Linked DNA regions of Homo sapiens: all the other regions are linked to region 2. The links are chromatin loops, found by intact Hi-C in ENCODE. Cell type or tissue: heart right ventricle. All regions are shown on one strand. Region 1 overlaps LRRTM4 (leucine rich repeat transmembrane neuronal 4). Region 2 holds the start of LRRTM4 (leucine rich repeat transmembrane neuronal 4). Region 3 overlaps LRRTM4 (leucine rich repeat transmembrane neuronal 4). Region 4 overlaps LRRTM4 (leucine rich repeat transmembrane neuronal 4). Region 5 overlaps LRRTM4 (leucine rich repeat transmembrane neuronal 4).

Region 1 (5,000 bases), 560 kb after region 2:
GGGAGGAGGATCACTGAGTGACCTTATGTTGGAAGTGACATGATCAAAATTGCAACACAGAAAGATCTACTCCAATGTTATGCACGATAGATTGGTGAGTGGAACTGTATATAGTGTTGTTAGTATCTCAACTGATAATGACTGTGCAGCTAGAGAAGATTAGGTCAGAGAACGATTTCAATACAATTTCTAGCACTTTCTGACTGATTGAGCATGAAACTCAGGGAGGTGTCTGGAATAAATCCACAAGTACTCATTTAGTTGAATAGGTAAATGGTAGTGCCTCTCCTAAGAATAAAAAAAAAAAAAAAAGCAAGGGAATGCACTTATTCTGAAAGGAGAAACATAATAAGGCATAACAGGTAGAAACAGCTACAAGACAGTAAACATGTGATGTTATGTGATGGAAATAGTGACTTAGGAGCCTGATTAAGTACAAATTTATTTATTTGATAGGTGATTTGGCAGTTTTAAAAGCTAAAAATATAGTAATACTATTATACAAGAAAATATGCGAGAATAAAAATTGAGAGGGCTGAATGGGTACCTTAAGAAAATATTTAAGGACCCAGATGAACAATGAAGGCAATACAAGCAATCTGAAAAGTCGTCAGAGAGGTAGAAGCAAAATCCACAGAGAATGTTATTAAGAATCCCCAAAGAGGGTTAATTGGCAGTGTCAACCACTGTACAATGTTGTATAAGAATTGCAAAAAATCATGTTGGAATTGGTAATTAGATTGTCATTAAAAGCATGACACTAGTATTTTTGGGACAGCCAATTTGATTAAACAGGATTCTAATAAGATGAAGAAGTGAACGGAAGACAAGAAGGTGATAATTTTTCCAAGAAATTACTTACAAAGGATGGAGAGAATTAAGTTACAATGGGAAATGGAGAATTGAGGGATTTTCTTCTTGCTTGTGTTTGTTTGCTTGCGTAGTTATTTTTTAGAAGTGAAAGAGCCTTATGCATGTTTGAAATTTTCTGAAAAGGATTCAATATTTGTTTCTTTTATTACTAAGTAAACTGTAAATATGAGGTCAGAGTCTAGAGCAAAAACACACAACAGACCAAAAAATACATGTAATTACTCCTAACCCCCTTCTTGCTGTCTCTCTTTTCTTTCTCTCCCACTTCCTCCTTTGCTCCCTGCTCCTCCTTTTCCCCATTCTTCTCCTCTACCTCCTTCTCCTATTTCACCTGATACTAGAATTCCTCCTTTCTCCTCCCCTCCATTTCTTTTCTTCCTCTTTCACTTTTCTTTTTGTTTGCAATTCATTGTTATGTTCCAATGTTCAAAGTATTTGTTGCCATTTACTATAAAACCTGTTAGGGGAGTTGGTTTGGGAATTATAGCCTATGCTTTAAAATCCTTTGTCTATCCTAGTATAGATTTCATCTTTCCTAAAATTGTTGTCATATGATAGGAACGATTTGTAGCCAACTCTTGCCACCAGAGTAGATGTTGGGAAATCTCTTTGCAATTTGTTTTTGAAGCTGGCCAGTGAGTACCTGGCTCCAATCAACCCCTACAGTTATTATGAGGGTGTACAAAGGCAAATTTAGATACTCGGTTTTCACTTTATTGATATACCTATAGGGATGATAATTAGTACTTTCATTTGCATAGTTTTTAATTGTCCTAAATGAGCACATATAACTTATGTAATTGTGACATTTTATGAAATAGTTTCATTTATATAAATTTGTTTTCAAGTACTGTGTATTTTACAGTTAGAACATGTTACAGTGTTTATTTGAAATGCCTAGTGAAAAGCGTAAGTAGTAGAACCAAGAATTACTCAATGTGAATTCAGCTAAAATCAGGCTAAGTCAGTTTTGAATACTGTTTTTTTTAACCTGTAAACAATAATAATTATAAGAGTTAAATATGCAAGTATGTATTTACTTTAGGTCCCAAAACAATAAAATAGTTTTTGTTACATCATCCAAAGTTAAATGTTTAGAAATTAAAGATGTTTCTGCTCATCAAAGATATCAATTAATATAATCATATGATTCTTTTTTACCCTGTTGATATGGCATATAACATAAATTGATTTTCATATTTTGAATCAACCTTGCCTAGCTGAAATAAATCCTACTTGATGATGGTGTATAATTCTTTCTACACATTGTTGAACTCAATTTGCTAATATTTTGTTGAGGATTGTTTGCATCTGTGTTCATGAGAGAGATTGGTCTGTAGTTTACATTCACTCTTCTATAATATCTTAATTTGTTTTTGCTGGTAGGGTAATGCTGACCTCATAGAATGTGATAGGAAGTTTGTCCTCTGTGTGTATTTTCTGAAACAGATCCTGGAAAATTGGTATCATTTCCTACTTAAATATTTGGTAGAATTCACCAATGAAACTATCTGGACCAGATGCTTCATTTTTTGGAAGGTTGGAAGGTTATTAATCATTTATTCAATTTCATTAATAGATATGGGCTTAATCAGATCTATTTTTCTTTGAATTTTGGGCATTTATATCTTTCAAGGAATTGTATTAATTTTACCTAAATTATTAAATTTGTGGGTATAGAGTTGTTTGTTGTACTCTTTTGTTATTATTTTAATGTCCATGGGAAAATTACAAAGGGCCTAGTTTTTATATCTGGTATGGATAATTTTTGTCTTCTATCTCTCTCTCTTTATTAATTGTTTTTTATTTCATTGCTTTTCTCTGTTTTCCCATTTTCACATTTATTGATTTCTTTTCCAGTTTTAATTGTTTCTGTTCTTCTGCTTGATTTAAGCTTAAATTGCTTTTATTTTTTTAATTTCCTAAAGTAAGGAAGATTAGATTATTAATTTTAGATCTTTCATGTTTTGTAATATATGCACTACTCAATTCTAAAACCATAATTTTATTTCAGTTTTCAATATGTCAAACAATTTGAATATATGACAGGGAGTACAGACCCCTGTAGAATTATTGAGCTTTACTTAGGAACAGGAAAAAAACAATTGGTAAATTTCAACACTTTTGTTGGAGGATGATGCAGAAGAATCAGAGGACATTTCAGCTGCTCTGACTTTTGATAGTATAGGAATACTCTGTATGGTAGACCTGAATTTATCTGTAAAATTATTTCCTCCACATATTTCATGTTACATTCAATGAAACAGAGGCTAGTTACACTCAACAAAGCAGACACTATAGACAACTAATAAAGTCTTGCATATCTGAAGAGTTGATTTTTTTATTGCTTAAAATGTTAACAGTATTCTCCAAACAACACATAACACTATCCCCCGTCTACCTCCAACTAAAGTGAAGTGCTATTAGGGTCACAGCTACAAACATTCATTTTGTTTGGCTCATAGGGGTTTAGGCTCATTTTTATTTTAGAATTCCAAATGAATTCTGACTACTTCTATGAAGATTTATTTGATGTCTATCACTGAAAGTTATTTGTCTTATTAAAATTTGATAATATATTTCTGATTGTATATAAATTTAATGAAAAGCATAATTTGTAATACAGTAGGCCATAAAAATATTCATTATTAAAATATTAATGACATGTTTTGTGTAATATACTTTCAGAAATTTAATATAAAAATGAAATTTTTAAAATTATATAATTATGGTAATATTCTCTTACTAAAAATACTTCCTTAAATGTTTATCTGCCATTAACCTATGGTACAAACTTCTTACTATTATTAGATATTTACATTGTTTATATTTTTCACTATTATAAACAATATGTCAAGGGACCAATATTCATGAGAATGTCCCTGTAATATGTCTGAAATATGGAAAAGCAGTATGAAACAGTACGAAAATCCTAAGGCTTTGAAAACATAAAGCTAAATTTCCCCTTATACATTTTTATTTTATAGCTTAGATGATACTTATAAGAATCTTTAAATGTGTTTTCATTCTCAAGGAAGAAATAAATTTCATTGTTTATTAATTTGAATTTCTTAAATTATTTCTGAATCAAATATTTTTTCAAAGGTTTCTTGGCCATATGTGTTTATATTACGTATTGCCTGATCATGTGGTTTAGCCATTTTCTGATGAGAAATCTGTTTTAATCACTTGATCAATACATTTTTTCAGATTTTCCTTTACTTTTTTCTAAGGAGATAGTTCCAGAGCAATGATAACTAATAGTAATGCCTTCTTAAGTAGAATCGCCATTTACTTAAGAATACAGTATTTAGGATTTTATCACAATTTAATGTTGACCCTTGGTTTGTAGTCTATAAAATTGTTATATTAATTTTACTTTTACTTTTTTAGTAATCATTGCTCTTTCAGGAATAAGAATTAAATTTTTATAATACATTTTTTACATTGAGTAAGGTCATTAAGTTGAAAATTTTCATTTATTGATCAATTAAATAATTACATTGAATTATTTTTGAATTCTTAGATGAAAGCTAAATTTATTATGCATAATTTATCTTAATATACACTTTGAATATTGTCAGAGTTCTACCTTTTGTTCATTGATAATCATGATTGAGATTTATTGAGACTGATCTGATGGTGCACGTGTTTGTGTGTATAAGTGTGCTATTTTTAAATTTTCTAAATCAACTTTTGGCTTCTGAGTCACGGTGGCATTTAAAAATGTAAAGTTTAGCATCTTTTTAATGCTCTGGAAATGTGCAAATAGCATTGCAATTATCTGTATCTTAATGAGTTGAATGAGGTAAGCTGTAATACCCTTTGAAATTTCTTTCATAATACTTGCTTTAATTCCTAAGATGTTCTGTCTATTTTTAAAACAGTATTTTATTTAATATTATATTAAAATTTATTTCACCAAAATTTGCAATTATATTACTGAATTTGCTTATAAATTTATTTCATTTATTTTTATTTTAAAAATAAATACATACGTGGGTTTTAAATGGTGAAGTAGTAAAAGTCACTTCACCACAAAAGTTCAGCTATTTATATTGTTTCTCTCCCTAGACAAAAAAAAATACACTTTCATTATTTATTAGCATAATAGTAAATAATCATAT
Region 2 (5,000 bases):
ACATAAGAAGCTCTTCAAGGTGCCTGTGGAAGTCCCTATCACTATAGTTAATTTAAGCTGAGGAGCCAAGAAACCTACCACTTTTTCTTGGGTGAAGGGTGTGTGTGTGTAAAGATGATACCAAAACAGCTTCTTCCAAGCAAATCTTCCACACAACATCCTCTACTTTTTTCAACTTTCTTTACCCTTTATATCATTACAATGTGTTCAAGAGACTTTTGGCCACTTTCTTTGTAAATTCTGCATACAATCTAGCACGTACTTTGGAAGGTAGCACCTGTTAGATCCTGGTACTTTGAACAAAATTTGCATTTTAGCCAGTTATTACACTATAGATGTGCCAGTTATTACACTATGGATGTAGAGAATATCCTGGGGTTTTCCCAACATTCTAGCAAAGCTGTTTTCATATCCTGAATTCAAACAAAGAAAAAGTTATACACACACACACACACACACACACACACGTATATTGATAGATATCACACATGACATATTCATTATATTTAAAATTAGAAAACACAGACAATTTTATAATAAAAGATGAAATCAAATACTTCTATAATCCATCTTCCAGGAAAGTCTGCTCTGAATATTTTATTTTGCTCTATTTACAGTAATAGACTCCCTTTCACTGCCCTTAACTATCTGAGTTCTCTGCCCCACCTTGCTTACTTTATACATGGTGGTCTAATTTCCTATCAGCATATATCACCCTTTATTTTAATTTTAATGGCAGTGTGTGTTCTATTTTATTAATATATTAATTTTCCCTTCACTCATCCTCTACCATTGATATTTGGGTGGGTTTTGTGTTTCTATATTAAACTACACCACTATGAACAAATCGTATGTGTACATTTATATTGATATACTTATTTTCAGCAACCACAATAATCCTGCCTCTTTTGGCGTGCATTTGCATTTTAATAGGTATTAAGCCTTAAGCCAAAGGCACACATTTCTAAGATAGAAATTCAAGTATCAGTTAGTGGAAAAGGAATATATTTGGGGGACATATTATTCCTTTCTGTTCCTCAAGAAATCTTAGTAATGAGACAATTGCCTGCAACTGCCTACTCATACATCTGAGTCAAATTATATGTGTTATTTATATGATAAGCCCCCTTAATTATTAATATTTTGGCAAACAATCTAAAACCAAGGCTCTTTCTAAAAATATCTATTTGCGATGATCCACAGCAATTCTAAATGCTTATGTGAAATTCATTTAAATTTCTCACGTCTGCTAAATTAGGTTAGCAGTCTTACCTAGCAGTCTCTCCCTGCATTACATTGATTCATTCTCCTGGATTATTCTAAAAATTGTTATCTGCCAGAGGATTATGGAATAAACTAGTAAAAATGAGGAAAAAATGGAGGTGATGCACTATGTTTTTCAACGTCTGTCCAAGCTTAAAGAAAGTGTGTAGGTCCTTTTAAATTATATATATATCAGGTGTTTTATCATGTCATCCCTTCTAATTCTGAGGATATTCTGCACATTTTAGAGTAATACCATGATAATGCAGAACTCAAGTGCTTTTGTTTTTCTGGAATTGCACATTACAATAAGTGATTTGCATAAGAAATGATTTGCATTCTAAATGTAGATGATTTAAGGATAATGGCTGCACTAAGAATGTCAAGCTAGAATTCTACTCTTATCTCTTAGTTACCTTCACATTTGGTAATATACTATAGATTATAACTGCTTTAAGACTAAAAATGTAAACTTTTAGAAAGTAGTGTTCTAGACTGTTCAATAAAATGCACAAAATTGTAAAATGCATTTTATGTCAAAGGTTGAGAATTTGAAAATCAGACTTAAACATGTTAAATGTAACCTGTTTAAAATTGATTAAAATTGCATTTTTCCCTTGAATAAGATTTCTTCCATAAGCGGTTAGTTTAAAACAATATAAATAAATAAAACAAACCAACAGCAACAGTGAATAAAACTTAAATTTCAACAATTTCTGTCATTTGCAAAAGATGATAAATCTCCAGTGACGTGCAGAAAAAACAAATTTCAGGTCATGGCAACTTTGAAAAACTATTAATTGCATAACATTTAGAGAAGCAGTATTTTACTTAATATTTGCTATAACTGAAAGGAACTCCTTGGCATAAACCTTTTAAATTATTGGAGAGAAAAAAATAGTGATTCTGTGCCTTTAATTTCCCTTTCTGAGCAAGGGAAGGCTGCACACCACTGACAGGCTCACTTGTTCCCGTCTTTAATGTGCAATCTGTTTTCTCCAGCGGAGGGCACTCAGTGTATCACAAACTCAAGCATTAGCACCAACAAGCTCTGAGCATCATCAGTCTCTGGAAAGCCTTCTGAATTAGACAAGGGCTGCCTCCCAGCACAGCTACAAAACACTTTAAACCTGACCAGCTAAATGGATAAACCTAGCCTGCATAGCTTTTAAACTGGGGTCTCATACAGCACAGGAGGCCTACTTGCTTCAAGAACTGAAAATCCAGAGGATGAATTGCTTTATCTGGGAATGGCAAAAGCCAGCACAATAAGGAATGCCAGGTATTCTGAAGATTTTCTTTTTTTCCTCTCTTTTTACAGAGAAGTTGGTTACCTCCGAGATGGGCTGTAGCTCTTTTGCACAGATTGCCAATTACTGCTGATGGGTCTCTGGTGAATTACACAATGGTCCTCAGAGCCTAGAGGCCCTCCCCCATCCCTATCCCCCCAACGGCTTCCTTTTCCCTGCCCCCACAACCATCCCACCCTGTGCTGATTTTTTATATATATATATATATGTATATATATATATGTATTTTTTTTTTTTTTTTTTGCCTGTCCTCTCGGGGAAGTTTGTATGGGGCTACTAGCTCACATGCGGGATCAGAATGGTGTGAATGACAGCCGCACTGTGTCATGAAGGTGGTGGTGGTTTCCGCACAAGAGACCAAATAAGAAGAAAGCTGAGAGAGGGGGGAAACGTTTTTGGATGACAAAGGATGGGTAAGTGAACTTTTGTTGTTTCCTTCTGAGCAAAGCTGATCCTCTTGGCTTCCTATCCTCAGTCGTGGCATTAGCAGATAAAAGACGGGGAAACAGGCAAAGAGCAGCAGCCTTTGAGTTTGCCAGTTGATTCACTATAGTTGCTATTATATTTTTAGATCATTTTCCTTTTTGCAGTGTTTTTTTTTTAATCTATAAATGCACAACACGAACTTAAACAGACTCTAGAGAAATATCTTTAAGACTGTTTCTACTGTCTGCGTATCCACAGCTTGGGAATTCAGAAGGAGATAAATACTGTGTTTGCTTCTATTTCTTGATAATATTAACGAGGCTTGTGTTTCTGGTAGCTGTCAGGATGACTATTAACACTTTGCTGCGTGTATGTAGGGGTGGGGTCCTTACTTTATCAGAGGTTGCACAAGGGCTTGTTTTATCTTTGAAGCTGGATCCTGAACACAGCTTCCGAATTTCCAGCAGTCATTTGCCAGTCTTATTTTTTCGAGTGTGACTGGCTTTTTTCCCCCCCTTTCTCCTGTCTGGGAGAGCTGGAATGTATTTCAATGAGTCTGTAGCTGGCAAGAGGACAGAGAGCAAGATCGGGTTTTAAATTAAAAAGAAAAAAAAGAAAAACTTAACTGTTTGAGAAGAAGGATGGGTTTTAGATTAGGGATTTGGTTGATTGCCTCTTGGTTAAAAATTTAAAAATTTAAGAAAAAAAAAGAAACTGCAACACATGGTAGTTGTTTCTTTTTTTTTCTCTCCATTAAGAAATAATAAATCTACTGTTGACGGAGGAAAGAAGTCCCTTAACATGCAATGACTTGGAAATGCAGTGTAAGTGCCAATAGATTGTAACTTTGCAGGCTTTCTGAAGTTAATGGAGATAGGGGAGAAAAAAGTCAGTGAGAAATGTGAAGAGATCAGGGTGATGTAGAGAAAAATAGTAGTTGGCTGCTTCTTTCCTTGTTTATCCTTCGAATTTGCAAAAACAACTCTAAAATAATGGCAAAGTGATACTACACAATATTATTTTGCTTTTTAGGCAAATAATACGAATTTTGATAGTCTTAACTTTGGAGTGTTCTCTGTTATGAGTATTTAGATGTCTTAGCTCCTGTATCGTTGGGCAGGGAGCCACAGTATGCAATAATCTATGCTTATTAACAACTTGAGAGCACCTCGTACCGTTATTAGTCTTCATCCAATGCTTCATTGGCTGCCTATACTAGTCTCAATGCTGTTTTTTCAGAGCTCACATATTGCGATCCTATTATGCAATAAGTACACAATTTCAGGCAGGGCAAACTTGGGTTACCTTGACAGCTTACTGAAGCTCTTTTGCCAAATCACAGCCTGTTTGCTCAACTGGGAAACACGTACAGGTACCAGGTTTACTAAGTCACATTTTTGCCCTTACCAGAGCACATAGTACACTTCCTTTTGGTACTGTTGTTCAATACAGTGGTTAGCCAAATATTATTGTTACTAAAATGTCAGCATTCAGTGGTGAGAAAGGCTCTGTGCTTTTCAATGTTGAAATAAGTAGGAACTCCTGAAACTCAAAAAGGCTTTTCTTAATTCTATGGGACTGTGGTGATTTGAAGATCAAGGAAGAAAAAGTGAAACCTAAGCAGCAAACATGCAACACTGAAGAAAATAATGCTCGAAATGTTAATGCATTTTCCTTAAATCAACTGTCCCATTCCTACACTAGAGGAAATGCCCCTGTTGTTGGTAAACCGACGGTGATTTATTTTAATAGCTTCACAATGTGCATCTGTCTTTTTTTTAATATCGTAGGTTTCCATTTAATTACGCAGCTGAAAGGCATGAGTGTGGTGCTGGTGCTACTTCCTACACTGCTGCTTGTTATGCTCACGGGTGCTCAGAGAGCTTGCCCAAAGAACTGCAGATGTGATGGCAAAATTGTGTACTGTGAGTCTCATGCTTTCGCAGATATCCCTGAGAACATTTCTGGAGGGTCACAAGGCTTATCATTAAGGTTCAACAG
Region 3 (5,000 bases), 87 kb after region 2:
TCAGGAGAGAAAAACATTCAAAAAGGAACTAAGGCAATCTTAAATAGCCCATAGAAACACAAAAACCCTAAACTAGATAGTCATTAAATATTCTGGCCTTACATTTTCTATCAAACATGATTCAATTAAGTTTTGTACTGTACTTTTTATGTCATTTTTAATCACTTTATAACTTTTGCAGAGTAATGCTAATGTTTTACACTTATCTAGTGAGTTAAATGTTCTTACTCGAAGTATACTTTTATTCCAATTCAATGAGATTTCTTTCTTTTATATGAAAAGGTTATGCCCAATTTCCTCAAAGTAACTTGGTTATTTTTAATATATTTCATTTCAAACATAGGTGTAATAGTTCTAACACCATGGCTTAAAAAGTCAGTGGGGTTGAGATAATGCAATTACCTTGTTTTCTTGCATGAGTCAACAAATAGAGTTCATTAGAGGGTTGAATCTCTGTATAATAGGAAGCTGTTGTGAAATGCAAAGCATATTTAAAATTTCTCATGCTTGCCTGCTCAGAATGGTATGTTTAATAAGCTCAAAATTTCATGTTTAAAAATATCAACGATATTTCTGATTCCTTTATACTAAACATCTTGCTTAATCAAAAATTCATAAAAATCGTCAAATTTAGCTAACTAGAAATGTAACAGACCAATATTGAAAGGTCATCTTAATTAAAATGGCTACCCTTAGCAAATTCACTATATTGTGGGTTCTTTTTAATCAGATCACTGTCAAAACAGATAAGCATACTTTTCTTTCTCATCCTACAAACCAGACACATAAGAGTTCTTATAGATAAGTTATTTATATTAATATTTTTGTTTATATATATGTTATGTGGATGTTTGGGTGATAAAAATATTCCTTATTATAGATGTACTCAGAATGGACTGTGGGTTATATTAAATCTATCTACTTATACTTTGTTATTTTTGTTGTTTAGAGAAAGAGTAACAGAAAGATTTGTCTATACCAATAAAACATTGCCTTTTAGTTTTATATACTACATACAGAAAATATGTGATCATTACTTATCATTATAGAACTAAAAGCAGAAATTAATGTATTGGTTATGTCTTTACTTCCTTTTTCTTTATTTTAATATATTTCATTATCAAAAGATTATGCATGGTGAGTTGTCACCCATTTAAATCATCTAAAGCTTTCTAGAATCTATTCGTTTGTTTAAACGCATGTTATTTCTGATGGTAATGGATTCTATAATAAATTAATCCCTTTTCTATTGGTCCAAAACTTACTTTCTCCTAACATCAAGCTCTGACTTCTAATTTTTATTTAATCTTATGGTATTATATAAATTACATAAAATAAATTATAGCAATTATATATGATTATAAAAATCACATATAATTAATTTAATTTAACTTGTATTATTATCAAACAACCTTAGCATTGCTATTCAAAGACAGATGATTTTCTGTATTTAGGATTCTAGCCATCATTAGCTTAGCATTGCTAGACGTTCAAGGTATATGTCATGTTTAGTATTGTAACCTCACCACTACGTAACATACTAGACTTTATTCAAATGTGTATAGTCTATTAACGATTTAGTCATTGCTTTGGGCATTTTTTTCTCATAGTCCCATAAGAATATGCAGCATGTTTTATCAATAGATGATTCAGTAATTTTGGTACCGCTTTTAATATGTTTTCTTACAACACTCTACTCTGTTTGAACTTATCAATGTCTCTCCTATTCATATATATTTCTACATAAATGGAGAGTCAAAATTATCTAAGAATGGATGCTCATGTGAATGATATAAATGAATTAAAACTGAACGAAGAAATGAATCAATAATTCTCTAATTATACCATTAATCCTTGATATTTTTTTCCCTTGCAGTATGGTCTAGGTAAAAGTTTTAGTGTCCTGAATCTGCAGGAGTACTTCATGAATGTAAGGAGGGATAAAGATATTGATGAATGAATATATAACTGAAGCTATATGAAGGTTTTGTGTCCACCTCCTACCTTAGAGGACCTAGTTGTCCAGCTTTAGAGGTTCTCAGCCTTGCCACTATTAACATCTTGAATTGAGGAACGTTTTGGGCTGTCCTGTGTGTTGTAGTTTCTTAACAGATTAGGAAGTATTATATTCACTCTTTATTTCCAAACTTTCATGTATCTTTCTTACTCACATCAAAGCCTATGAAAGGTGGCTGGGTTCTTGGTCACCACTGGCCCATTCGGTATGACTTTGCATGACCTTTAAACAAATGTTGGGTTTATTTTTAATGTTATCATTATAATCATTTTATATAAATTGGATATTGAATCTTCATGTAAGAAATTAAAGAATATGCACATATAGGATAATTGACCTAAGAATGTTTAGCTAAGCAATACAGCAATTTCTTTAAGGAATAGCTGAGTAATAAAACTTTAAAATATGTCTCATGATGCAATTTCTTTTCATGAGTTGTAGATACAGCTCCAATTCTTTTAATTAGTTGGATTCAAGTCTTCAACATCAGTTATGAGATCACAACAAATCTCAAAACTGGACTCAGGACAGTGGGTAAAGAAAGAGGTCCTTTGGCCACTCAGTCACTCTAAATGTATGTTACCTAGTGCTTCTCAACCAGGGGCTCTTTTGCCCCCCAGAGAAAATTTTGCAATGAATAGAGATTTTTGTTGTCATCACAACTTGGGGGTGGGAGTTCTACTGGCATCTAGTGGGCAGAGGGAGGCTAGGCATGTTGCTAAACATCCTACAATGCATAGGACAAACAATTGAGAACAAAAAATTGTATGACCCAAGATAGCAATAGTGACCACTGAGAATCCCTAAAACTGGATGACTAGGTCCTCTAAAGTAGGAGGTGGAAACACAACCTTCAATATAGCTACAGTTTACATATTCACTCACCAACATCACTATCCATCTTTATGGTCATAGTTATTTGGTGTAATTACTAAGGGTAGGATAATTGGTGTGAATATATTTGAATTTTATTTCTGATTTTACCACCTATTGGCTTGGTAACCTTGGGCAAATCACTATGCTTTACTGACTTTTAAAATGGGAATGCTGTAAAACAATTTCTAAATTATGGAGTTGTTTAGAAGATAAAATAATGCATGCAAAGTACTGAACACCAAACCTGGAGAGAAAGTTCTCCATAAATTACAGCTATTATGTTAATTTTATGTACCAATGGTTATTAAGATGTATCAATTGTGGTGTGTAAAATATGTAACTTTTTTGCATAACTCTAATTAATTTCTGCCACCAGCTCTTTTAAGACTGTTTTTAAAAGAAAATTAGCCATTTGTTAATAAACTCAATCCATTAGTTTTTTTTTTTTTTAACAGATCAAGTGTTATTATTTTCTCCCTTTGTTTCAAAAGTTGCATGTACGTTTCTGACTCACATCAAGGCCCATGAAAGGTGGCTGGGTTCTTGGTCACTATTGGCCTGTTTTGGTATCTTTTGCAGCATTTTTATTTTCCTGGTTCCTATTCAGTAAGAGCCATTCTGCTCTGACATGTGGAAAACTTTTTTTTTTTTTCCCAATCTGGGATCTGATAAAAAAAAGTCTACACACATGATTGTGTCTGTTCAACATCCTAACGCTGATGTCACTCTCTACAGCTTTAAGATCTCCAGAGGGATCTTTTGGATATTATCTTAATTTTATCACTGTGGGAAACTTAGTAGGGCAATCTCACATCTAGACCCATTGGACAATTATGTCTACTTTATTGCTACAGCAACTTACATGCTGGGAAGTCTAGAACCGCATGGTTCTTGTGGGCTCAGATATCCTCTGCTCTCAAATCCCATAACTTGTGTAGAGATTCTGTTGTGCCTCTTTGCATGAAGCTCAGATGGGTTAAAATGCAAGACAGAAAGCCATCAGAGACCTATTCCTAAACAGAATTAATTCTTCTGCTCTTCTCTCTGATGTTTCTCATGCCCCAGCTCAAAGATCGGTGGAGAGAGCCTTATCTACTCATTCTGCAGCATCCCAGTGGCTTGTGAATTTTCCTTCCACTCCTGTTGTTTGTGTTAGGACTTCAACATTTGAAAACTCCAAAGCCAAGAAATCCTTCTTTTTGGTTTTTCAATGTCTGCTATGGCTTCCCTTAATTGGTGGTAAAATGGCCTAAGGTCTTATGGCAATGAAGAATGGAAAATCTATAGGTAAACATATCAGAATATTACCTGATAAGTATATCATCTTGCTTTCCTACACACTCTACTTCATAATAAGCAAACTTTATAGGCATAGTGTTTGACTTTTAAAGATCTAGTCATTTTTAGATTTGTTAATTTTGGTGCAAGGTTGAGATGGAAGATAAGCTTTCTCTGAACTTGGCAATCCGTTTTGATTTTAAAGTGTTATGGTTAATTCTGTTTGACCTTTCCCACTTCTTTTTTTCTCAAAATATAATATTATAGCCTCCCTGCACATCATATCTTCCTCATACTGCCCTCATAACTTTCTGTTCATCTATTCTCTCCTATTTTCATTTTTAAGGAAATAAATGGGCAGTTCTGCTCAAGTTCTTCTTCAGGGCAGCAGCTTTCAAACAATTGAACATTTTTATCTGTTGGTACAGTACGAAGGCTTGGGGTTACAAAAGCATGTATAGTTTTAAGAAATTTAATTTCCAGATCCACATGTACTATTTCTTAAAACTAACCTACCTGAAAACTGTCTAAAAGCTGTAGATTGTCTTTTTCTGCCTTGTCTTTCACAATTGCCCTTCTCCCATTTCAGAGAGGAAAGACACAATGCTCACTCAGCTATCATCTTTTCACTGGCAGAAGATGTAAACATCTCCAGGGAATCAAACAAAGAGACAGTTTGGAGAATGCCTTGTAAAGTATACTCCAAAGAGCAAAGCAAAGAAAATCTTAGTAAGAAGTATTGAAAGGAGAAGTCTTACTTCATCCTGTTTACATTTCTCTTGTTTACATATCTGTTTCAGCTAGACTGAAACAGGACTCTGACTCTTCT
Region 4 (5,000 bases), 570 kb after region 2:
TCAAGGTACTGGTAAATTTAGTGTCTGGTGAGGGCCCACTCTTGGTTGCAGACGGTCATCCACTCCTTGTACCCTCCCCAAGTGGAGAGTGAAAGGTGAGATCCTGCATCTTCTTCTGTTTTTAGGTGGTCATTAATTCCATTCAAGAGAGCTCCACCCTCATGACCTAATTACACTCCAAAGGCCCCACCTCTACATAGCATCGTATTGGGAATTGAGAACTCAACATATGAATTTAAGAAGAACATAAACAGTTCATATCGCTGTCTTGTAGCTTTTTTACCCTCTCCTCTTGCTTCTTTTCTGTTTTATTGAATTCTTAGTAGTGACATACTTTGATTCCTTTCTCATTTTATTTTTCATATCTTATGTCTATATTTTCTTATGATTACCATACATAAAACACCTTATCATGGTAACAATCTGTTTTAAGTAGGTAACAACTTAACTTGAATCACATACAAAAACACTACACTTTTTTTCTCCCAACGGACTTTTTTACATTGATGTCACAAGTCACATTTTTTTATATTGTGTGTCAATTGACCTATTTTAATCGTTGTAGTTATTTTTATACTTTTTTGTTAACTCCTACTTCAGAATTAAAAGTTATTTATACATCACCATTACAGAATTACCATATTTTTATTTATCTATAAATTTACCCTTATCAGTGAGCTTCATACTTTTACATGCTTTCATGTTGCTGTCTTGTGTCCTTTTATTTTAACATGAAGAGTTCCCTTTAGGATTTCGTGGAAGGCAGGTCTAATGGTGATGTACTCCTGCAGCTTTTGTTTTCCTGGAAAAGTCTTTGTTTCCCCTTCATTTCTGAAGGATATTGTTGTTGGTTATGGTATTTATGTTATGGCTGGCGGTTTTTTTGTTTTGTTTTTGTTTTTGTTTTGTCCCCAGCACTTTTACTATATCATACCAAGTCTTTCTGGCCCACAAGGTTTCTGCTGATAAATCACTGATAGTCTTATGAATATGTATGTGATGTGGTGAGTTGTATGTGATGAGTTGCTTTTCTCATATTGCTTAGAAATTGTTTTCATTATTTAATTTTGATAATTTTATTATCGCGTATATCAGCGTGGGCTTCTTTATGTTCATTTCAGTTCTAATTCACTGGGTTTTTCAAATCTGGACTTTCATTTCTTTCCCCAGATTTCAGACCACGTTAGCCAATACTTGTCCAAGTAAGCTTTCTGGCCCTTTCTCTCTTCTTCTTCGTCTGGAACTCCCGTATTTGTTCATTTGATGGTATACTTTAGATCCTTTGGCTTTCATCCCTCTTTTCCATTTTTTTTTTCTTTTTATTTCTCAGGCTGGATAATTTCAAATGACCTATCTTCAAGTCTGTTGATTTCTTTCTTTGGATTGATCTAGAAACTGTAGTGAATTTTTCAATTCGGTCATTGTATTCTTCATATCCAAAATTTTGTTTTTTGTTGGTTGCTTTGTTATTAATTTCTATCTTGCTGATATTCTCGTTTTGTTCATGCATTGTTTTCTGAGCTTATTGGTCATCTTTTTGATGGTTATTTTGAATTCTTTGTTATGTAATTTATATACATCTATTTCCCTAGAGTTTGTTTCTAAAAATTTATTTTGTTTCTTTGATTAGGCCTTATTTCTATTTCTTTACATGCCGTGTAACATTGTGTGGGGATCCATACACTTTGAAAAAACCTACCTCTCTGAGTCTTTATGGACTGGCTTCATTCAGAGAAAGACCACCCCCAGCCTGCCTGGCTAGAGACTCTGAGGGCTTCTCAAATCTTTTATACATGTGGTCTTTTCTCCAGGCTTGTGCACGTAGTTTCTCTGTTGAAGAGGCTTGTCAGTTTCTTTCTCAGGAGGTTGTAGTCTCTTGCTCTCTCTGGTGTCTGTCTGTGGTATTGCAGGTTCTCTGATACTGTCATAAGCTACTGACCTCTCTTGTGCTCTGTAACCTTCAAGCATACAAATTATGCCAGCTCCCATCAGGACTCTGAGTCAGATAAGACAGTAATCAGTACCTCAAACAGTCCCAGAAAAGCTGAATATCAGATGCACATTCTACTCTACTTTTTCCCTCCCAAGAGAGAAGCCACAAACCAGGCATTTAATCCCAATTGTGGTGAATTGTGCTGGTTTCTGTGTGGTATGATGTGTAGTCCAGGGCTTCAATAAGCTGCTGAACTCTCTTTTGATCTCTGTGGACCCCAGACATTCAAGGTATACCAGTTAACTCTCAGTGCTCCTAGTCAGTCCCTTGGGCAGCTTCCCAAAAATGATGAAATATATGATGTATGTTCTACTCTTCTCTTTCCCTCACAAGAGAACGTAATGTGTGTGTGTGCGCGTGTGTTTTCCTACCAATTGTGAGCAGTGCTGCGTTAGGAAAGGTGCTCTCTTGTTTGAAATAAAATAGCATTTTTGCCCGTTTCAAAGCAACTATTCTTGGCTTTGAGGTTGCATGGAGTACTGCCACTTCCTGACTGATTTCTAAAGTTCTCATAGAGGCTTTTTGGTCCATATACTGTTGTTAGATCAGTGTTCCTGTGGGGGAAAAGGTCTGGAATAGTCTATTGTGTTATCATGGTGACATCCATAAACTCTTCTTGTTTGAAGTTTTTCTTTTTTTCCAGGTATACTATTTTTTTTTTTACTTTATTTTTTTTCAAATTTTATTTTAGATACAGTGGGTACATATGAAGGTTTGTTACACTAGTATATTGTATCCAGGTAGTGAGCATATAGCCAATAGGTAGTTTCTTGAACCATTCTCCCATTCTTTTCTTTCTTGTCTAGTAGTCTCTAATGTCTATTGCTCCCATATTTATGTCCTTGGATGCTAAATGTTCAGCTCCCACTTATAAGGGAGAACAGGCAGTAGTTTCCTTTTCCTGCATTAATATATTCAGGATTATGGTCTCCAGCTCCATTTATGCTGCTGCAAAGTACATGATATCATTCTTTTTATGACTGTGTAGTATTCTGTAGTGTATGTGTACCACACCCAGTCCCCCACACTGGCGGACATCGAGATTGGTACCATGTTTTTGCTATTGTGAATAATACGGTGGTGAACATACAAGTGCATTTGTCTTTTTTGCTGAATGATCTATTTTCTTTTGGATATATATTCAGTAATGGGATTGCTGGGTCAAACAGTAGCTCTGTTTCCTAAGTTCTTTGAGAAATCTCCAAATTGTTTTCCACCGTGCCGAACTAATTTACATTTCCACAAACAGTGTATAAGTGTTCCCCTTTTTGTACAAACTTGCCATTATTTCTGCTTTTTTGACGTTTTATTAATAGCCATTCTGACTGGTGTGAGATGGTATCTTACTGTGGTTGTGACTTGCCTTTCTCTGATGATTAGAGACAGTGAGCATTTTTTCATATTTGTTGGCTACACGTATGCCTTCTTTTGAGAAATGTCTGTTCATGCCCATTTTTAAATGAGGTTATTTGTTGTTTTCTTGTTGATTTGTTTAAGTTCCTCATAGGTTCTGGATATTATAGCTTTGTTGGAGGCATAGTCTGCAAATATTTTCTCCAAATCTGCAGGCCATCTGATTATTCTACAAGAGAAAGAAATACATGTCATTCAAACAGGAAAATAAGTCAAACTATCTCTTCCCTGTCAATATGATCCTATACCTAGAAAACCCTAAAGACTTTGCCAAAAGCCTACTATAGCCTACTATAGCTAATATCTACTACAAAGACACATGCACACCTATGTTTATTGCTGCACTGTTGACAATAGCAAAGACTTGGAACCAACCCAAATGCCCATCAGTGATAGACTGGATAAAGAAAATGTGGCACATATACACCACGGAATACTATGAAGTCATAAAAAATGATCTCATGTCCTTTGCAAGGACATGAATGAAGCTGGAAGACATCATTCTCAGCAAACTAACATAGGAACAGAAAACTAAACACTGCATGTTCTCACTCATAAATGGGAGTTGAACAATGACAACACATGGACACAGGGAGGGGAACATCACACACTGGGGCCTGTCAGGGGGAGGGGAGCAAGGGGAGGGAGAGCATTAGGACAAATACCTAATGCATGCGGGGCTTAAAACTAGATGATGGGTTGATAGGTGCAGCAAACCACCATGGCACGTGTATACCTATGTAACAAACCTGCATGTTCTGCATATGTATCCCAGAAGTTAAAGTAAAAGAAAAAAATTATCTATTATCTGAAGGTTTGAGCAGCAATTTCTTATAGTCAAACAAACCTTGAAATTTTTAAGGTTCACCTCTCTTACTGTGACAATAAAGGCTAGGTAAATATTATTTGGAACAAACAAAAAAAAGATGTGGTCCAGTGACCTGCTTTTCTTTAATTAATAGAGAAAGACATTTTGTCATTATGAAGAGTAGAGTTGAAACTCTAGGTTAACGGTAATTATCTTTTAAAAGAAATAAATTGTTTTTTTATAGACTCCGATACCTAGAAAAAAGTGACTGAAAGAGAAGCCATCCTTAAGAATAGCAGTTCATACTCTCCTAATCATTATACGTCTTTCATATTTACCATTAAATTTCATACATGTTGACAAGTTAAATCACAGGACAGATATTTTTACACTGCTAATCACTTCAGCTTTATTGTTCCTTGATGCTTATAAGTTTACTTTTAAAATTTAGAACAAGACTTATAATTTTTTCCAACTATTATTCAGAGCAGCCAATCTATCATTTGACTTTTGTATAAACCTTCTGTGAATAACATCATCATTAAATTACATGTGCTACACTTACTGTATTTATTTCCTCCTTATGATAGAAAACATTAATATGCAGATCTATTCTTAAATCACATTGATGGATTCCTCCTCCAAAGTGTTGAAATGAAGGAAAACAGGCTGCACGTGAATGCATCTGTCTGGTTTATTTGAAGACACATTGTCAGGAAAACAATGAGGTTTTTCTGACATCTCGGAAACTCTAGTTCATTTTAGCCTAGTCTTAATATGGCTGAA
Region 5 (5,000 bases), 74 kb after region 2:
TTATGTACCCTGTAACTTTGTACCTGATGAGATATGTATGTGTGTGTGTGTCTGTGTTTGTGTGTGTGTGTGTGTGTGTGTGCATGACAGAGAGAGAGAGAGAGACGGAGAGAGAAAGAGGAGAGTTTTAATATTATATAACTCCTAAGCTGTTGAATAACATCTCTCTAAAGCAAATATGAAGCCACCAGGTAGTATCAGGTGTCATATAAATATCATATTAAAAGTGTTTTAAATAATGCTTCAATGAGTAAAATTTTCATGACTAAAGATTTATTTGATATATAGTTGTTTCATGTCTGTTATATGTTACTTGAACTAGGTGCTGGGAATACAACACTAAATAAGCCAAGTGTTTCTGACTTGTTGGAGTTATATGCATTATTACTATAGACTTGGTCCTGCTTAAGTATTTAGTATACTGTATCAGGCAAGGTTTATTGCCAAAAGCAAGAAAAACTGACTCTGGCTGGTTTAGGTAGGAGTGGAATTCATTAACAGCAGCGCTGGAGAGACGGGAATTGAGGTGACATTGTCAGTAGTAGCATCCAAAATTATGCCTTTTGGCATAAATTGATCCATTGAAGCAACACTGTGGTCACACTGGGCACCAGGAGCTGTTTTTGGCAGTGCTAACCTCACCAACACAGCACACTAGACAAGATACAGTTGCTGCGAGTGGCTACCTTTTTCAGCAGTGTATTCCGTATAGTCCCGGCTATCACCAGCTTCTGATTTAAGGCTGGTGGAGGGTGCTTCAAACTGGCAGAGTGTAGGTCACATGATTGAACCTTAGTAATAAGAGAGACTGGGAAATGAGCCTGGTACTTTTAGTTTCTATAACTTTGGGAATGCTTTATCTCATGAGATGGGAGATTCCATAAAATAGAGGAAGCCAGTCAAAATTCTGAAAAGGCAAATAAATAAGAAACAAAAATGACACATATCCACTCTGTACATTATCTACTTTTAGACTTTTCACAATTCTCGTATCATTTTATTATTTAAAACATGAGATAAATGGCATGCAAAGACTCTAATTAATAAGTGAAACAGCCAAACTTTGAAAAAATCCTCTCATTCTAAAGCTTATGCCAATGAACCTGCGCTATAAAACTTTTCTAGATTTATATGTTGTTTGGATTTCTTAATGTAAAATAAAAGTTTAAAATTATCTTAAACGCATATTCATGTTGGTTAAACTAATCAGATTCCTTAAGATTTTAGGTCCTTTTTCAGCCTAAAATGTTTATCCAATGACAGGGAATGGATATATAAACTTAAAGATTAATTGATGTTTTTAGACTCAATTCACTGCTATTCCTTATGTTAGGAATCATGATGCATGTCACATAGACACAAAAGGAACTATAAAAATACTTCTGATATACCTATGATCAAGATAATCAAATTTCAAATATGTCAATATCAGTTGCAAATATAGTAAAATGGTTTAAACTGGCCACTTTCCACAAATATCATGTGAATGATTGCCAATTGACAAGGTCAGATTTGAAAACAAATCAACTAAACATAAGAAAATGCATTCTTAACTTTGTTAGGTACACGCGGAAACAATATACTGTTCTGATTCTTGTCAAAGAGCATCCATTTATAAAAGTAAAATATTACAGCAGGGATCACTGTACAACCTGGTATTTCTACTTCTAGAATTATACCTCCAAGAGACTCTCTCTCATGCCCACACTAATATTTTACTTCATCTTTTTTTGATAGCGAAAATGGACCTAAAGAAGGAAGGCAGTAAGAATAAGAATTATGTAAATGAACTTCCCAGTTCTTCTCCCATTATAACACATCAGATGATGGTAATTTGAAATGCAGACTGCAGAGATGAATGAAGATACTTGAAAAGAGATTTTTTTGATAATACAATTAGAATAATACAGATACAAAACTGCAAACTGTATCCCTCTAGTGTTTTAGTTATTGTATGCAAAAGAATAATTTAAGATGAGACTCAGGAAGGTACTATGTATATCATGAGTGATAATTTCGTCTCTTATGTAAAAGGCTGATCTCTACCAGAAGCCAGGTATGCACTGGCCTTGCCAATCATCTCATGGTGTCTGCAGTTGAACCACAGTGCTGAACAGGAGGTCAGAACCTACTGAGCTATCCACATCACAACAGCTGATTCATATGCAAAATCTTACCAACAGTGACAAAGGAGCTAATGCCACCTTCTGTGTAATATGGTACACGTCCTACTTTCTAGCCCCTCGAGAGTGGATAAGAAATTAATTAGAGAATGATTAAGGAAAAGGAACATTTTCATAATTTATTTTCTGTCTTTTGCACCTTTCTCTTTTTTGTCCCCATGGTTCACTCATCTAATCCATTCTTTCAATAAATAATACCTTCTCTGCTTTTTATATAAAAAGGGAGATATTGAAGAAATAAACTGTACTAATAAAATGCTAAAATCCCCACGTTCAACATTCATTACTAACACCTTTGTGTGGAAACAGTGAGCTAAATCCAACAACACGAGGAATGTTTGCCAACATCATTAAACTACAGTCGGGGTCTGCTATAACATGCCATATGTGTTCTGAAAAACCACTGTGCTCTGCATAATTGTGCAATACAATTCACAGGGCTTGGGGGAAACAGAGTTAGGGGTCTGATACTCAAAAACTTTGTCAATGACATATTAAAAGACAAACATCAAAAAAAAGTCTAACAGTTGCATACGTGTTGAATGGTTAAAAATATAGAAATACTACAAGAATTATGGCACATAAACTATGTTGTGGATGCAGATGTTAGAATGGTTGAAGCTTGTGAGTTATTATAAAGTGACAGAAGGAGGGTTATTGAAATTGGACATAGAATGTGGATGGGTGTGGCTAATAACACATGGTGAATTGAGATACCTCAGTGATGTGTCAGGTATCAGTGTTTCCTACCAAGCTCTATTCAGCTGGAGCCGGATACAGTTTTCTGCATGTGCCTATTGTTCTTGTGGGCAGAATTGCACATGAGCAAATATATTTATATCTGTACACATATAAATATACCTATGTCTTTACAGATATACTTGCTTACAATACACACACACACAAACACACATAGACACACAGACACACATACACACACAAATTGCCTTGGAAAAATTTGCATTTTCAAAACAAGTGTTATAGTAGAACTGACTATACTTGGAGTTTTTAAAGTATTGGAGAATCTGGTGAAAGATGTGAAGCTTCTCCCATAAATATCCACATATATGTACATATGTTCATTCACATTGTATATGCAATAACGACCCCATTCCTTATAATTTCTGCCTCTGGTAATATGTTTAAAAAATTGTTTTGCATCACTAGATTTTTCTACTGCCTCCACCTTTATTTTGTACTAGTTTTGGATTCATATCTTATAAACTGTAAAATGACAAACACCTATTTGATTTGTCAAGAAAGTTTCAAATTTATTCTTAAACATGTTTCCATAATTTTGGATACCTTTGTGAGTCCTCAAAGCCTGAGTTATTATTTACATTACTTTCTTATACTAGTAGAGGGTAATGGCAGACTTCACCAAATCTGGGATTAGAGATGGCCAGAGTAGTCTTAGGGGAGAAAAATGGCATATCTTGGGAAGCGCATCATGATTTTACAGTATCCATATTTAAAGTGCTGTCTTGTTATGGCTGAAGTCCAAGCTCTGACTCTTGTTTACATCAATAAAATGAGAGGAAGACAGTGTGGCTGATGTTCGATCTTAAAGAAGCAAAAAAGGTATGAGTTTATGTTGGAACTAGGTCAAATTAGGCCCCACAAAGGGCTAATTATTGCAAATCGCTGATGGTACTAAGTTAGTTGTAAGAATAATCTATTTTTTATTCTGTTAATATTCAATATAAGCTATATCTTGTTGTTGAAGATTATGACCCAATATTATATCTTTGAAGATCAATGTAAATCAGTTGTTCTCAACCTAGGGTAATTTTGCCTCCTGACCCCCAGAGGATAATGGACAATTTATGGAAACATTATTACACCTCAGCAGGAAGAATGTGCAACACTTCTAGTGGGAAGAGACTAGAGATGCTGCTGTACATCCTACAATACACAAAAATACTCTCTACAAACGATGGTATGAACCAAAATATCAGTAGTGCCAAGATGGAGAAACATGATACAGAAAAAAACCCATAGCATTTTATTTACTAAAATAAACAGATTGCCTATTACATGTTGAGTCAAATATTTAGTGAAGCATTGTTCTGTGCTACCTATATAGATTATATGATGATAATGTTATTTTGAAAGTGCTTACGTTATATAACCTATCAGTCCCCAACCCTGTCTCAAAGGAACTCAGAACATGCTCCATATTTTTTGCATTATGATTACATCTCACTTAGGAAAATAAAGTTAATGATACTAATAATATCAATAACTATCTTTCACTGACTACTTGCTATGTGCCAGACACTGTTTTGACTATTTTTGCAGGTTTTACTTCATTTATTTCTCACGAAAGCCCATCAGATAGGTGGTATTTTTATCACTTGTTTATAGGTGAGAAAATTGAGAAGTTAAACACCCAAGCCACACAGCTTGCAGTCTTAGAACTAGGAAATGGAAAATGGTAACTATTTATTTGTGAAAACATTTGTATAAATCTTGAAATTAAAGGACCCCAAATGTATTGTAACTGTGACAAATGGTATTTTGTTTGGAGATGTGAAAATGTACATTGATATCCTGAGCATGTTAAGCTTATTTCCAAATGTGCTTCATTGATGCTTAGTAAAGGAGAAAACTGCTATGCTACACTTTCACCCCCATGTTACAGAGAGACTCAGAAATCGTTTGAAGATTAAGGAGAAAGCTTGGGAAAAAGGAGGAAGAAATCATAAGAAAAGATAGGCGAGCAAAAGAGAAATAACAAAATATGCTGGGCATTTGGTGTACAAGTGGTAGAAGAGACTTAGTCCAGCTTCAAGGATTGAAAGGGAAAATACTTTC

Evidence for each region. A loop is a pair of places that touch in the nucleus more often than their neighbours do. Peaks named below come from ENCODE experiments on the same cell type or tissue, not always from the same donor. Only the 100,000 strongest peaks of a DNase experiment are listed, where the experiment ranks them.
Region 1: it touches region 2 in a loop (5-fold over the local background); 18 of 110 quality-filtered maps call a loop at or near these places.
Region 3: it touches region 2 in a loop (3-fold over the local background); 10 of 110 quality-filtered maps call a loop at or near these places.
Region 4: a loop joins it to region 2, with 27 times the contacts of the local background. A loop is called at or near these places in 18 of 110 quality-filtered maps.
Region 5: a loop joins it to region 2, with 4 times the contacts of the local background. A loop is called at or near these places in 10 of 110 quality-filtered maps.

The regions. Positions count from the first base shown.
Region 1 is chr2:76,962,470-76,967,469 of GRCh38, reverse strand. All of the region lies in intron 3 of LRRTM4 (leucine rich repeat transmembrane neuronal 4), which reads left to right. Among named protein-coding and RNA genes, the nearest start is that of LRRTM4-AS1, 21 kb to the left of the region's middle. In heart right ventricle, no CTCF peak of the experiment used is centred here; no DNase peak of the experiment used is centred here.
Region 2 is chr2:77,519,654-77,524,653 of GRCh38, reverse strand. It overlaps LRRTM4 (leucine rich repeat transmembrane neuronal 4), which reads left to right and starts at 2,278. Exons shown (of 4, transcript NM_001134745.3): 1 at 2,278-2,545; 2 at 2,836-2,986; 3 at 4,790-5,000. The coding sequence starts at 2,983. RefSeq lists an enhancer at 1,299-1,964. In heart right ventricle, a CTCF peak has its summit at 2,264 (motif pointing right); a DNase peak (open chromatin) is centred at 2,277; H3K4me3 peaks cover 1,975 bases.
Region 3 is chr2:77,432,791-77,437,790 of GRCh38, reverse strand. The region is part of intron 3 of LRRTM4 (leucine rich repeat transmembrane neuronal 4); the gene reads left to right. Among named protein-coding and RNA genes, the nearest start is that of LRRTM4, 87 kb to the left of the region's middle. In heart right ventricle, a CTCF peak has its summit at 2,726 (motif pointing left); no DNase peak of the experiment used is centred here.
Region 4 is chr2:76,950,824-76,955,823 of GRCh38, reverse strand. All of the region lies in intron 3 of LRRTM4 (leucine rich repeat transmembrane neuronal 4), which reads left to right. Among named protein-coding and RNA genes, the nearest start is that of LRRTM4-AS1, 33 kb to the left of the region's middle. In heart right ventricle, a CTCF peak has its summit at 1,890; no DNase peak of the experiment used is centred here.
Region 5 is chr2:77,445,368-77,450,367 of GRCh38, reverse strand. All of the region lies in intron 3 of LRRTM4 (leucine rich repeat transmembrane neuronal 4), which reads left to right. Among named protein-coding and RNA genes, the nearest start is that of LRRTM4, 75 kb to the left of the region's middle. In heart right ventricle, no CTCF peak of the experiment used is centred here; no DNase peak of the experiment used is centred here.